Linked DNA regions of Homo sapiens: region 2 is linked to region 1. Evidence: chromatin contacts called from ENCODE Hi-C or POLR2A ChIA-PET data. All regions are on one chromosome and are shown on one strand. The core of a region is the stretch at or near the end of the contact, and the rest is flanking DNA. Distances in the headings are between cores, read along the strand shown.

The links. Hi-C counts contacts between places; a loop is a spot of excess contacts on that map. ChIA-PET counts read pairs that join two places held with the same protein, here RNA polymerase II (POLR2A). Pooled maps may share reads with other maps.
Region 2: a map of endothelial cell of umbilical vein shows a loop between it and region 1 (5-fold over the local background). The contact joins two enhancer-like sites. A Hi-C loop is called at or near these places in 1 of 168 maps with a recorded cell type or tissue (endothelial cell of umbilical vein) and 2 of 50 pooled maps. POLR2A ChIA-PET finds 5 or more read pairs at or near these places in 3 of 52 experiments (AG04449, BJ and HepG2).

What each region holds. Positions count from the first base shown.
Region 1 is chr2:75,500,905-75,504,826 of GRCh38, reverse strand. The region is part of intron 3 of EVA1A (eva-1 homolog A, regulator of programmed cell death); the gene reads left to right. Among named protein-coding and RNA genes, the nearest start is that of EVA1A-AS, 21 kb to the left of the region's middle. Within about 2 kb of position 1,731, at least 2 of the 41 ENCODE cell types and tissues checked have a DNase peak (open chromatin) inside an H3K27ac peak, as active enhancers do.
Region 2 is chr2:75,593,616-75,597,537 of GRCh38, reverse strand. No RefSeq gene overlaps it. Among named protein-coding and RNA genes, the nearest start is that of EVA1A, 35 kb to the right of the region's middle. Within about 2 kb of position 1,622, at least 3 of the 41 ENCODE cell types and tissues checked have a DNase peak (open chromatin) inside an H3K27ac peak, as active enhancers do.

The DNA of each region.
Region 1 (3,922 bases), core at 482-2,981:
AATGCTCTTCCTCCCCTTGCCCCCCACCCCCCGACAAGCCCTGTGTGCCCCTCCCTGTGTCCATGTGTTCTCATTGTTCCACTCCCACTTATGAGTGAGAACACGTGGTGTTTGGTTTTCTGTTCCTGTGTTAGTTTGCTGAGAATGATGGCTTCCAGCTTCATCTATGTCCCTGCGAAGGACATGAACTGAAATGAGTGAATTTAAAGGAGCACACATCAGAGCCAGCCAGGTAGGAACAGAGATTTCTCAATACTCCTTCCTGGAGAAGAACAAGTCAGAGATGGAAGGAAAAGGAAGGAAGCTTCCTCCAGCATTTTAGAGAGGGCAGTAATGTTAGTGGAGGTCTTCCCTTTCCAATGGGGTGGGGCAGAATGCCATAAAGATATTTTGTTTGTTTGTTTGTTTGTTTGTTTGAGGCAGAGTCTTACCCTGTTGCCCAGGCTGGAGTGCAATGGTGCGATCTCATCTCACTGCAACCTCTGCCTCCTGGGTTCAAACGATTCTCCTGCCCCAGCCTCCCTAGTAGCTGGGATTACAGGCACCCACCACCACGCCCAGCTAATTTTTATATTTTTAGTAGAGACAGGGTTTCACCATGTTGGCCAGGCTGGTCTCAAACTCCTGACCTCATGATCTGCCCACCTCGACCTCCCAAAGTGCTTGGATTTACAGGCATGAGCCACCGTGCCTGGCAAGAGATGTTCTTACAGTGCCTAAAGAGTTTGGAGAAGAGATTTTGCTGAGCACTCCCTGACAACACACAAACCCCGTGATTCTCTTTAATGCCCACTTTTTAAAATTTTATTATTTTGGGGGGTTAAGATAGTTTTTTATTAATGAAAATTTATGGAGCACACGTGAAATTTTGTTACATGTATATAATGTGTAGTGATCAAGTCAGGGCATTTAGGGTGTCTGTTGCCCAAGTACAATACATTTTTATTAACTATAGTCACCCTGCTCTGTTATCAAACATTGAATTTATTTCTTCTATCTAACTGTATATTTGTACCGTGTATCCCGCTTCTCTTCATCCTCCCTCCTACCCTCCACTCACCTTTCCCAGCCTGTTATCTGTCTTTCCAGTTTCCATCTGCATATGATCAAACTTTTTAGCTCTCACATTTAAATGAAAACATGCAATATTTGTCAAAACCAATTTTAAAAGCCTTTTACTTTTCACTTAAGGAATTGGAAGCTCCAGAGCCAAGAAGAAAGCCCAGGCAGAGAGAAGGTTGCACTTGCATGGAGACCAGCTGGCCTGGTCTGGGCTGGCTGCTGCTGCCCTATCCTGCAAGGAGTCTGTTGGGCATGATCTGACCTCTGAGGGTGCAAATGAAATTAGCTTCAGGACCTCTACATAGGGCCTCTTCCTGCCCGTGAAAACAATGACCCTGCAGGAAACAAGATACAGCAATACATTTATTTTTATTTATTAAGGGAAAACAACTGACAATAGCCCTCCCCACTCTGCTTCCTGGGTAATTAACAGCTGTCTGGATCTGGTCAAGACCAGGGTGGATCACTGGCCAAGAGGAAGTGACCTGGAGCAGAAAGTATTATAGGAGAGAAAAAACAATCACCTTGGAGCTCCAGTTTTGAATTTTGTGGGAAAAGGATGAAGAGGCATGACATAAATTGTATCAGCTGTGAAAATCAGGCCTGAGTCACCAGCTTGGGATCCAGTGAATTCCCTTACCCAGTCTGGTTGCTCTTACTGGGCTTGTCCAGGAATCCACATCCGGATGCTAGAGACAAAAGGGGATGTTTTCTGATCTGGGAGGCAGGACAAGGTGGACTCATTAAGCTACAGAGGCAGAACAGTGGTTTCCAAGATGGAGTTCAGAAACTATCTTTGAAGTTAGGCCTATGTAATAGGTGGGGTGAGGGCAGTATATGAAAGCTAGAATGACTTGTTTTTCTCCCTTTAATATCGTTTTCTATTTTGGTCAAAGCATGAACTTTTGAGTATCAGGCAGAATTACATTTGACACCCTCATCTTGGCTTCCACTTTTAAACAAGAGTAACACTACTTACCCTGCTGAACAGTGGTAATGGCTGACGGTATTACAGATGATCAGCATAAAGGAATTATTCCAGATCTTGGCAAAGAGAAGCATTCAGTGAATGATAGCTCTTTCACTCACTCTATGTATGTATGTATCTATCATCTATCTAATGTCTTCCTCCCTCTTTCCCTCTTTTCCTTCTTGCCTTCCTTCCTGTTCTCATCCCTCCCTTTGTTCCCCATGAGTGCATATCTATGTCTCTTTGTGCATGCATGTATGCAATATGTATATCTGTATATACCCTAATATTTTTAAGCATTCTTAGATTGCAGAATAGGTAAAAGGGTGCATGTAGAGATGCCACTTGTCAAGGGCCTGGGAAGTAGAAGGAGTATAGCTCAAGCTCTGCTATGTCTGTTCAGCATTTGTAGGTTTTGACTTTTATTTCACTGGATTATGTGGCCATTGTTATTATGTTAGAAACCTTCATGGTCTGAAAACCCTTGTAGGGAACATAGGAGTCTCTAAGAAATGGAGATAGATTTATGGAGCTCCAGATTCATACTCCAGGGAGGACAGGGTTATGTTTGCTGCCTTAGTGGATACATAAGCTATCTAGAGGCTTTAAAAGACAGCCTATCCCAAATTTATTTCTAACCTACTAACATGGATTGGTTAAATTAAGTTCTTTTAATGCTACACACTTCTACTAACACAAGAGAGGTTGAGTTATTGCATGAGTTGGGCAATAAAGCAAGTGTAACTGATGTACTGTTTCTCTGTCGTGTCATCTTTCTCTCACTCTGGGATCCAGACAGATTTTCTCTTGGTTGGGGAATTGTCTTCCTTGGGTTGAGGGGACTGAGGGAAGATGCAGTATTGGTATCTCCTTCTGAATCATGGCTCCTTCTGAACCTAGGCAGGTTCTCTTCAAGGCTTCATGGTGTAGGAGACAGAGGACAAGACTTTGGTCTGAAGGATCATCCTCAGAAAATGGATGTACAGTGCCAATCACGGGAGCTCGCCTGCTGATTCCCACTTACTCTGCCTACAGGGTCCTTTCCTCTATCCATGAGAGCAGAGCCAGCTTCCCATTATGCGGCTCCTTCAAGGGCATTATAGCAGAAGTGGGCCAGTCCCTCTCTTTGGCTCATTTCATTCTAGCTCAGAAAAGCTGTGGCATAACTATAATTGGCTCAATTTCTTTTGCTTGATTAAGGAGGCAAAGCCAAAGTAAGGCCAGAAATCAAAACCTTTTTTGTTGCCAGGGCATACTAAGCAGTACAAACTCATTTCTAATTTATATACTCAAAGCCATACCTCCTAAACCAAAGTGTGTGAAGGATTACTTTAAATTCTTCTTTTCCTAAGGGGAGAATTTCCACAATATGTAGAATTTTTATTTCATACTCATAATAAAGTGATCTTTAATAGAACTCTAAGAAAATTCCTTTAGAATGTTTCATACTAACAAAAGAAGGAATTAAACATTTGCGAAGTTCAAGGCATGTCACTTGAGCACTACATCAATGTAAGAAAGACTCAGTTTTATTGAAGGTTAATTATCTATTGGAAAAAATTCACTAAGGGGCCCACACTCTGGCATTCCAGCAGAGGAGTCAGGGATGAACATGAAGAGGAGGGTGTGTTTGTGGGTCAAGAGTGGACAATGAAGTCTTTGGCTTGTCTGGACTAAAGGCTCCTGTGGAAGAGTTTGGGGGGATATGATTGAAAGGGAGATTGGAACCAGATTTCTGACAGCCTTGAGTGCCCTCTTTTTTTTTTTTTTGTAAAAGTAATAAGGTAAATAATAGGAGTCAGATCTTAAAATGTTGCCTTGACAGCCATGTGCAAAATTAATTGAAGGTGGAAGGAAGTGGAATCCAGAGTTAGAAAGCTGCAGGTGCGG
Region 2 (3,922 bases), core at 373-2,872, 93 kb before region 1:
TGCTATGTGAAGCCACTGAGTTTTGGGATGGTTTTTTTGTTTGGTTTGGTTTGGTTTTTTGAGACGGAGTCTCACTGTCGCCCAGGCTGGAGTGCAGTGGCGCAACCTCGGCTCACTGCAACCTCCGCCTCCCGGATTCACGCCATTCTCCTGCCTCAGCCTCCTGAGTAGCTGGGACTACAGGCGCCCACCACCACGCCCGGCTAATTTTTTGTATTTTTAGTAGAGACGGGGTTTCACCGTGTTACCCAGCATGGTCTCGATCTCCTGACCTTGTGATCCGCCCGCCTCGGCCTCCTAAAGTGCTGGAATTACAGGCGTGAGCCACCGCGCCCGGCCGGGATGGTTTTCTACACAACACTAGGTAACCAGAACAAGGACCGAGTTGTGGGCTTTCTGACTCTCAGCCAGTGTTTCTTTCACTCTATTTTGCTGGAGCTCAGTGGTTCCCTGTGAGTCTCCTGGTCACTCAGTAGTCTCAGCGCTCTGTGAGGTTGGACATGCTGGTAAATCACCCTGCATAAGGACGGCTGGATGACTCAATGTCTTCAGCAGAAGTCACCAAACCTAATGATCATGAGAATCCCTGGGGTGTGAAGTAAGAGGTGTCCTCTACTCAACGAATTCTCTGACTCATCTATTAATTCAATTTTGACACTAACTGCCTGGAGTGAGTGTCAGGCAACACAGGGTTAAGGTCTCAGACCCACAAGACTGCTCTCACTTCAGGAGCCAGTCACAAGTATCAAGCCCCCAAAGTTACCAAATTGGCCACAAACTTGGGGGTTCTCATAGCTTCTCCTGGCCCAAGTTTTGATAATTTGTTAGAACAATTCACAGAACTCAGAAAAATGCTATATTTACTATTGAAGTTGATTATAAAGGATACAAATGAACAGCTAGGTGAAAAGGTACATAGCACAAGGTTTGGGAGGGTCCCAAGTGCAAGAGCCTTTGGGGATGTGTTTGCCAGTTTGGAAGCTCTCTGAGCCCCATCTTTTAGGGTGTTTTTTTTTTTAATGGAGATTCTGTTACAAGGGCATAATTGATTAAATTATTGGCCATTTGTAATTTGACTCAATTTCCAGCTCCACTCCCCTCCCGAGAGGTTCAAGAGTGGAACTGTGTAGCTCAAAGTTTCAACCCTCCACTCACATGGCTGATCCCCCTGGAACCCATGAGAAGCTATCTCAGGCCCACCCTGAGTCACCTCATTAGTATAGACTCAGATATGTTTGAAAAGAGCTTGTTATGAATAACGAGACATCCCTAACACTTCTAACAGTCAGAAAATTCCAAGGGTATTAGAAGCTCAGTGCCAGAAATGGGGGACAAGGACCAAATAAGCCTTTTTATTTTACTACAGAGGATTAAGTATGTAGATTCTTGGGACCTATTCCAACTGTATATTGAATTAAAATTCTTAGGAATAAGACTCAGACATCTCTTTTTTTCTTTCTTTTTTTTTTTTTTTCCTGCTGGTTTGTTGATCTTGGACATTCCTAGTTTCTAAAGCATCCCCAGTGATTCTGATGACCAGCTAGCTTTGAAAATTACTGATCATGAATCATTTGTGAGGAATTTGGAGAAACATCCCAGCATCACCTACATGCACAGATTATTCTAAACTAGACATTACTGGATTTTTCCACTTATGTTAAGATTCTTGGGCAGGATGAGTTTTTTCTACTTCTTGGTTAAGCCAACCTGAGGCCTCCAGGTTCTCTCCAGACCTGTGCTTCAACTTGGTGTTGGCCTGGGATCCTCAATATAGATGTCTCTGATGCCCCTGGGCCAGGCTAATGTGAGTTATTAATGTTGTTTGCCAACTATTTATAGCTCTTCTCTCTTCTGGGCACATGGCAGAATTGCACTTTCTTGCATCCTTTGATTAAGTGGGCCCATATACCTAGCTCTGGCCAATGATCAGAAGTGATGTGTGTCACTTCTGGGCCAGAACATTTTATTACCAGTGCAAGATCCTCCAGAATTCTCTGTCTTTCTATCTGCATGGTGGGAGTGGCAACTTTCTGAATGGCAGTTGCTCTGTTAGTATGAGTTCCTGAGTGACTGTGATGTACAGGACCTCCTTGCTGACTTACGATGGACGTGTAGTATTAGCAATAAAGAGATTTTTATTGTTTGAAGCCACTGAGATTTGGGGGATGTTTGTTATGGTAGCATAGTCTAGTCTAGCCTGATTGATCTAGGCAGAGATTGTAGGCTTATCCCTCTGAAGCTTTCTCATTCTTTTGTGGCTTTGGGATTAGGATCATGCCTCTTAACCAATTTGGGTTTTTTTTTTTCTACTTCAAAGACTTATTAATGACAAAAGTCTCTCCTTATTAATGCAGGAATTAGCACTCTTTCACCCAGTAAACTTGTCAGGGGCCTGTCAGTATTCTCAGAACAACCAGTAACTGTTGAGAAAATGATGCTATCAGTTGAATGGTAGTGGCTTTTGTTTGCTTATCATGTGCAACTCATAATTATGAATGCCGGGACATAAACTAACAAAGAAAATTCTAGTTAACAGTGTTTAAAATACTTCATAGAGTATTGTCTTTTTAAAGGGCTGTCTTACAGACATGCTTCACAATTTTTCTGAAAAGCCAGTGGTGTGAGATAATCTGTCTGTCAGTGAAATTAGTGTCGTTTTCCTACCCTCAGCAAAGGTGATATTTATTAAAACTGTTTTTTAGAGATTATTTTTCTCTCTTACTTTAGTACAGAAGTCAAGACCCCTGGTAATCAAAGAGAGGAAGCACTGCGTTACCTCCTGAGTCAGCACATAGATGGGGCTGCGTCTATGCAGCTGTGACTTGTCATTGATTGCCATTCTTTTCCTTGGGGGAAGAACATAAACTTTTTTATGGCTGCTTTCTTTCATCTTTTATGCAAAAATAGCCACCAATGCTTCTTGTGTTGGTATCCTGGGTGATGAGTTTTCTTTATTCAGTTTATAGGTAATTATCTCCCTATTAGATCAATCATTTAATTTTATTTCTACATATAGAAGTTTTTACCTTTTGTACAAGTAATATGTGTATACATTCTGTTTATAAATAATTCAAGTACTGCAAATAATGCTGAAATCCCCGTTTGCCACTTCTCATTTTCCTCTCCAGGGTGAATTATATGTGTGTATCCCTTCGAATTTTTACATACATATTTACATGCACATGTGTACTTGTGAAATTATAATATTTTTATGTTTTAATTTTTCACACAAATGGAATTTATTGTATGTACTGTTCTAAAATGGCTTTATTCACTTAACATATCTTAGAGAGTTTTCCATATTGGTATAAATGGAGAAAACTCATTCTGTCTGTTTATTTTCTATAATATGCATGTGCCATATTATTTAATAATTACCCTACTCACAGACACTAAGGTTATTTCTAAGATTTTATTATTACAATAATGTGGCCACAAATGTTTTTATACACATGACTCTGTACAGATGTGAATGTTTCTCTAGAATTGATACAGAGCAATGAAATGGCTTTGTCAAAGAATCTAAAACTTTAATTTTAGCAGATATTTCCCAATCTCCCTCCAAATTGTCTGAATCATTATGTAACAACTATTTCCCCTTATTTTTGCCATCATTTTATATTAAGAAACATTTAACTCAAAGGTAAAAATATTTCATTTCAATTTTCATTTCTTCAATTAGTAGAGAGGTTAAACTGTTTCTATATTTTTATTTCTATTAATTATTTCTTTAGAAAATTTGTCTATTTTCGTATTGCATTGTTTGTCTCCTCCTCATTCTCCTCCTCTGTCTCCTTCTTCTTAACTTAAATAACAGACTTTTATTTCTCACTGTTCTGGAGGCTGGGATGTTTGAGATTAGAGTGCCAGCATGGCTGGGTTCTGATGAGGGCTGTCTTCCTGATTTGCAGATGGCTGTCCT